Linked DNA regions of Homo sapiens: region 1 is linked to region 2. Evidence: read pairs that join two places in POLR2A ChIA-PET (ENCODE). Cell type or tissue: PC-9. All regions are shown on one strand. Links, peaks and the distances in the headings refer to the core of each region. The heading gives the core; the rest is flanking DNA. Region 1 has its middle 99 kb from the start of AVL9. Region 2 holds the start of AVL9 (AVL9 cell migration associated).

Region 1 (2,910 bases), core at 115-2,614, 100 kb before region 2:
AAAAAATTTAAAAGGGCTGGGTGCGGTGGCTCACACCTGTAATCCCAGCACTTTGGGAGGCCGAGGTGGGCGGATCACGAGGTCAGGAGATCAAGACCATCCTGGCTAACACAGTGAAATCCCATCTCTACTAAAAATACAAAAAAATCAGCTGGGCATGGTGGCACACGCCTATAGTCCCAGCTACTCAAGAGGCTGAAGCAGGAGAACCACTTGAACCTGGAAGGTGGAGGTTGCAGTGAGCCAAGATTGCACCACTGCACTCCAGCCTGGGCAACAGAGCGAGACTCTTGTCTCAAAAAAAAAATAAAATAAAATAAAAAACATTAGCTAGGTCTGGTGGCATGAGCCTGTAGTGCCAGCTACTTAGGAAGGTGAAGTGGGAGGATCGCTTGAGCCCAGGAGTTTAAGACTGCAGTAAGCTATGATTGCACCACTGAACTCCAGCCTGGGCCACAGAGTGAGACACTGTCTGTAAGAAAAAAAAAATTAAATAAAGAATTAAAAATAATAGTAATAGCAGGCCGGGTGAGTGGCTCACTCCTGTAATCCTGGCACTTTGGGAGGCTGAGGTGGGTGGATCACCTGACATCAGGAGTTCGAGACCAGCCTGGCCAACATGGTGAAACCCCTGTCTCTACTAAAAATACAAGAATTAGCTATGTTTGGTGTTGTGCACCTATAGTCTCAGCTACTCAGGAGGCTGATCCAGGAGAATTGCTTGAACCTGGGAAGCGGAGGTTGCAGTGAGCTGAGACTGCACCACCTGCACTCCAGCCTGGGTGACAGAGCGAGACTCTCTCTCAAAAAAAAAAAAATAGTAATAGCGCATATGTATTCAGAGTCAACCATATATTAGACATAATGCCAGTTTGAGTATGTATAAGTTCACACTTCCTTTTCATATCCAATTATGTCATTCCTTTCTGATGACCTCTCTTCTAACCACAGGAACTCACGCCATTCTTTTCATTTTCCTTTGTTCTGCTTCTTCTCCCAGTAAGAAAACATCTCCCTTCTTCTCCATTTACAAATCAGAATTGTCTATCGGTCTATTCATCCAGTGTCCACTAAGTGCTTACTCTGCACCAGGCACTGTTCTAGGCTCTGAAGATAAATAAAACAGGAAAAAAGCCCTGTTCACTTGCCATAGAGGATGATGAACAATAGACGAATGTGAAGATACACAAGTGCAGCCTCAACACATGCATCATCATCTCATTTAAACCCACTGTACTGAAGGAGAATGTGTGGTTCAGAGATGTCAAGTAACAAGCAAGTGTGGGTGCTGGTGTTCCCACCCAGGCCTGTTGACCTATTTATGGCATCCCGACTTTATTATAAAGCCCTGAACAAATGCAAAGAGTGATGCTAATTGTTGCCAAAATTGAGTGAAATGAAATGCAGGCAATTTTATGCGGAATTTTTACTTGTCAGAAACACCAGCCTCTTGGATTTGTAGTTTTCTTCAAAGATGTGTCTGAAAAGTGGAAGCTATATTCCTTCCACTGATCATACTTCCCTGAGAAGTAAATTACATTTTGAAATGATTGGGTATTTTTTTTTAATGATTAGGAACATTAAAATACATCTTACATGTACAGCTTGACTTTATGTGTATACTTATGTAACCACCTAAATAAGATGAAATAGTTGATTTTAATTAACATCTGCTTAGCCTTGAAATCTGTCGCAGCTTCCAAGTGGATAAAACATCTTTTGGTCCCCAAGAAAAACTGATGTTTATTTTCAAAACATTTTGGTTTGTGATATTGATATAAAGGTAGTTGCACTTTCCCAACCCTTCCAGCTTCCTTGGTGGAAGGTACTTCCCATGCTTGCCCCTGGAAAGGCAGCCACATCATCACACACATGTCCTCAGCACAGACCGCTCCTCACAGGCTCTTCTCTTTTTTCCTGTGTTTGCCAAGAGGGGTTTTCCCCCTCCTCACACTCTTTCCCTTAGTCCCTGTAGCCTCATCAAGAGAAACAGACTCCCAGGGGCAGAGCAGGAGGAGCTGGTTTCTGTATTTCTCAGATTCCTTCTGGCTTTAGCAACCCTGCAGGCTGTATTCTTCTTCAGTTCTCCTCTCTCATCACTCTTTTCCCCTTCCTAGAGCTTCACTCCCCCTGACCTGCTCCTCCCCTGCATCTCAGGCCATGCCACCCCTGGCCCCATCCCCAAGGCCGGAGGACAGAAAATCTGCTCTCATCTTCACTGCCTCATCCTCACTTCAGCAGCTCAAATGACACTTCCTCAAGGAAGCTTTCTCTCACTGTCCCAGCGAAAAGATTGCCATGATGGCACTTTACTGGACTTCTCAACACACTCATCTTTCTTTTTTTTTTTTTTGAGATAGGGTCTTGCTTTGTCACCCAGGCTTCAGTGCAGTGGCACCATCATAGCTCACTGCAGCCTTGATCTCCTGGGCTCAAGCAATCTTCCCACCTCAGAGTAGCTGGGACTACAGGCGCTTGCCACCATGTCCAGCTAATTTATTTTTAGTAGAGAAGGGGTCTCGCTATATCACCCAAGCTGGTCTCAAACTCCTGGGCTCAAGCAGTCCTCGTGCCTCAGCATCCCTAAGTGTTGGGATTATAGGTGTGAGCCACTGCACCCAGCCCCATCACTTTCTTTATATCATGTATCTGTACAGATCTAATCTGTTATCTTCTGGACCCAGACAGCCCTCACCCATAGCAAGTGGTTTTGTGTTAAGACAAGACTGAGTGAAGCTTAACTTACTCTGCTGGGGCTGCGGCGAATGGAAGTTACGGTTTCAGCTGCCAGGTTGTCACTTAACACGTTTCCATCTGTTGCACAGTTCTCTAGTACCTTTATACCACACAGTCATGTGCCACATAGCGAACCTTTGGTCAGTGACAGACAGCATATACGATGGTGGTCCC
Region 2 (2,910 bases), core at 171-2,670:
TTACTATTTTTAATACTTCAAAAAAGCATTTCAATTTACTGTTCACTAGCACATTATGACATCATTCCCTTCCAGTGTTTGCTTGCTCATTAAATAATCCTGTTTCTATTTTGTTCTCTTGCCTTCAATACATAGATTGCAAATATTCCATTTCAGATGCTGCATTAATGATTCAGTGAGGCTGCTGAAAAACGCCTTTATATTTGAACGGTTTGGTAATACACTTTCTCTTATTGCGGTTGATATGGAGAGATTAATCTCTCACCAAAAGGCAAAATCTGGAGAAGATGAAATAGCAAAACTAAGGACCAATGGGAAGGGGGAGGCAAAGTCAATCGACAACCGTACCTAACAGGAGAGATTCCAAGGCTTCCATCAGATAAACAAAGGAAGCTGATTTTTCTACGGAGGCTGCATGTGCTGCAAGCTACCTGAAGCATTAGTATGCAAGCCCACTGAGCCTATTACCTTGAAAGCAGAGTCCAAGCACTGAATTTTTCTAGACTCCCATTATAGGTGGACACCCAGAAAGCCAGTGGAGACAATGATGGACGGGGAAGAGAGTGGGGCCGGTCTTCGATGCTTTCCTCCCACTCCACCAAAGCAGAAGTTAAAAACCTACAACCTACACGTATCAACCAGCTCCTCCGCTGCTCAACCATTTTTCAGGGGCAGAAGGAAGAGGTTGTGGGGGCTGGGCTTCATGTGGGGCGGGTGGGAGGAGCTGCAAAAGGAGTCAGGTTGAGAGGCGAAGGGTCGCAGGCGCTGTGGGGAGGACTGCACGACGCGAGCTGAGCACACAGAAGCAGGGCAGGGGGGCCCCGGAAGGGGCGAACGCCCGAACGGCTGGGGGCGGGGGCGGGCCCTTTCCTCACCTGGCAGCCCTTCTTGTGGTGAAATCCGACCACCACGATGTGCAGTACGGGCCCCCGGGGGACGCCATCCCCGCCTCTCCTGGCCTTCTCCATGGGCGGCCGCCGCGGGCCCGCACGACGACTTCGACCGCCAAGGGCAGCGGGTCTGACGACCCCACCGTGTGCGGAAAGCCGCGGACTTCGGGTGTCAGCGAGCACAGCACATGAGGGCCGCACAGGGAGATCGGTGGAGGCAAAGCAGCTCCCGCCGCCCCCAGGGCCACGGCCGCCCTTCCCTCATCCGCTTCCGCAGCTTCCGGGCTGTCACCTGACACGGCGGCCGCCGCCGGCGAGGCAGGGCTGGGCAAGGCCGGGAGGGCCCTGACGGGGCGGGGTCTGAGAGGCCGAGGTGGAGCCTGGGGGAGCGGGGTGGGTCTAGGAGAGGAGAGATCGACTCTGTGGGGCGGGGAGGAGCGGGGGGAGGAGCGGGGGGAGGGCGGGTCCGGGTGGGACTTGACGAGGAGCGGCGGGGTGGGGCTTACGTGACCCGGGCGGCTGGGCTTGCAGAGCCTGTGGTGTCCGCGGGACCTGGAGGTGCGGCGTGGCACACCTGCTTTTTCCTCCCTGGATTCAATCTCAAAGCACTTCCTTCTCTTTTGCCTTCTCTTTTTCCTCAAAGTTTTCCCACTTCCCTCTTCTCTTCTGTTTTCCTTGCTTTTTCACATCTTTTCGGTTCACTCTCCGAGTGTCCGATTCCTTCACCTCCTTGCCTTTGCCTCTGTGGCCCCCGTCCTTATTCTTAAATATGTAGTAACATGGAGCATACTGGTGAGGTTGCGTATCTGTGTATTCAGCCTTTAAATTACTTGCTTACTCGAGAATTCTTGTTTGTTTCTTTCTAGAGTTTTTTTTTCTTCGTTTAAATATTATGTGTAGGAATCTGAGACGCATTTAAAACCTGAAACAGAATATCCTTGACAACAAAGGAAGTTTACTTGGATACGTGTAAAATGATTATTCTAGTCCTGCGATTTTATAAGAATATTCTTTTCATTCCATCTCATTTTGGGTGTAGTACTCTGGTCAATACAAAATATATGGGCTCTGTTGTCACCAGGGTTTTTTAATTCCTTTACTGATTGTACTACAATTCTTTTTTAAGCAGTGAATCTCATGTCAATTTAAAGTGCATTATAGAAAAGATTTAACAAGTCTTATCTAGGACAGTTTTCAAATAACCTAAAGGATAGGTGTCTGCTTCAAATAGAATTCGAGATTACTACAGTAACTGTGATATTTTGCACTTCTGGTCTTGAAAAGTAAGGAGCTCTGTTCTAATCTAACCATAGCTGAGAAAAACAGTAGGCTTCCTAAATCAAATTTAGTTTCTGTGATTCAGTAGAACTGTTTTAATGCTAATACTGCAGACATTTTTCAAGATGCTGCTATACATTTCTTTTCTGTATTACAAAATTATTGGCATTGGCTAAGAAAACTGTGTAAAACTATATTGCTCCCTGTATGCAGAATATATTAACTGTTTTCTTAATATATTAACTGTTTTGAGCTGTCAGCTGTGTGATGTGTTAACTATTAATATTTTCTTGATATAACCTGTCTTGATATTTTCCACAATTGGCATGGCTAAAATTACTGTCTAATTGAACACCTTTTAAAGATGTATATAAGGGCCGGGTGTGGTGGCTCACGCCTGTAATCCCAGCACTTTGGGAGGCCAAGGCAGGCAGATCACCTGAGGTCAGGAGTTCTAGACCAGCCTGGCCAACATGGTAAAACCCCCTCTCTAGTACAAAATACAAAAATTAGACCTGTAATCCCAGCTACTCGGACGGCTGAGACAGGAGAATTGCTTGAATCCGGGAGGTGGAGGTTGCAGTGAGCCAAGATTGCACCATCGCACTTCAGCCTGGGGGACAAGAGCGAGATTTCCTCTAAAAAAAAAAAAGATATATATAAAAAGAGGGTCAGGCGTGGTGGCTCATGCTGGTAATCCCAGCACTTTGGGAGGCCGATGCGGGCAGATCACTTGAGGCCA

Evidence for each region. Peaks named below come from ENCODE experiments on the same cell type or tissue, not always from the same donor. Only the 100,000 strongest peaks of a DNase experiment are listed, where the experiment ranks them.
Region 1: POLR2A ChIA-PET joins it to region 2 with 15 read pairs; 13 of 35 experiments call an interaction of 5 or more read pairs at or near these places.

What each region holds. Positions count from the first base shown.
Region 1 is chr7:32,593,344-32,596,253 of GRCh38, reverse strand. It overlaps the pseudogene DPY19L1P1. Among named protein-coding and RNA genes, the nearest start is that of AVL9, 99 kb to the right of the region's middle. In PC-9, for the core only: no CTCF peak of the experiment used is centred there; no DNase peak of the experiment used is centred there.
Region 2 is chr7:32,493,768-32,496,677 of GRCh38, reverse strand. It overlaps AVL9 (AVL9 cell migration associated), which reads right to left and starts at 1,189. Exons shown (of 16, transcript NM_015060.3): 1 at 876-1,189. The coding sequence starts at 968. It also overlaps a transcript of LSM5 not described here. RefSeq lists enhancers at 1-593, 594-1,392, 1,466-1,675 and a silencer at 726-1,375. In PC-9, for the core only: no CTCF peak of the experiment used is centred there; DNase peaks (open chromatin) are centred at 737 and 1,257; H3K4me3 peaks cover 2,319 bases; H3K27ac peaks cover 1,853 bases.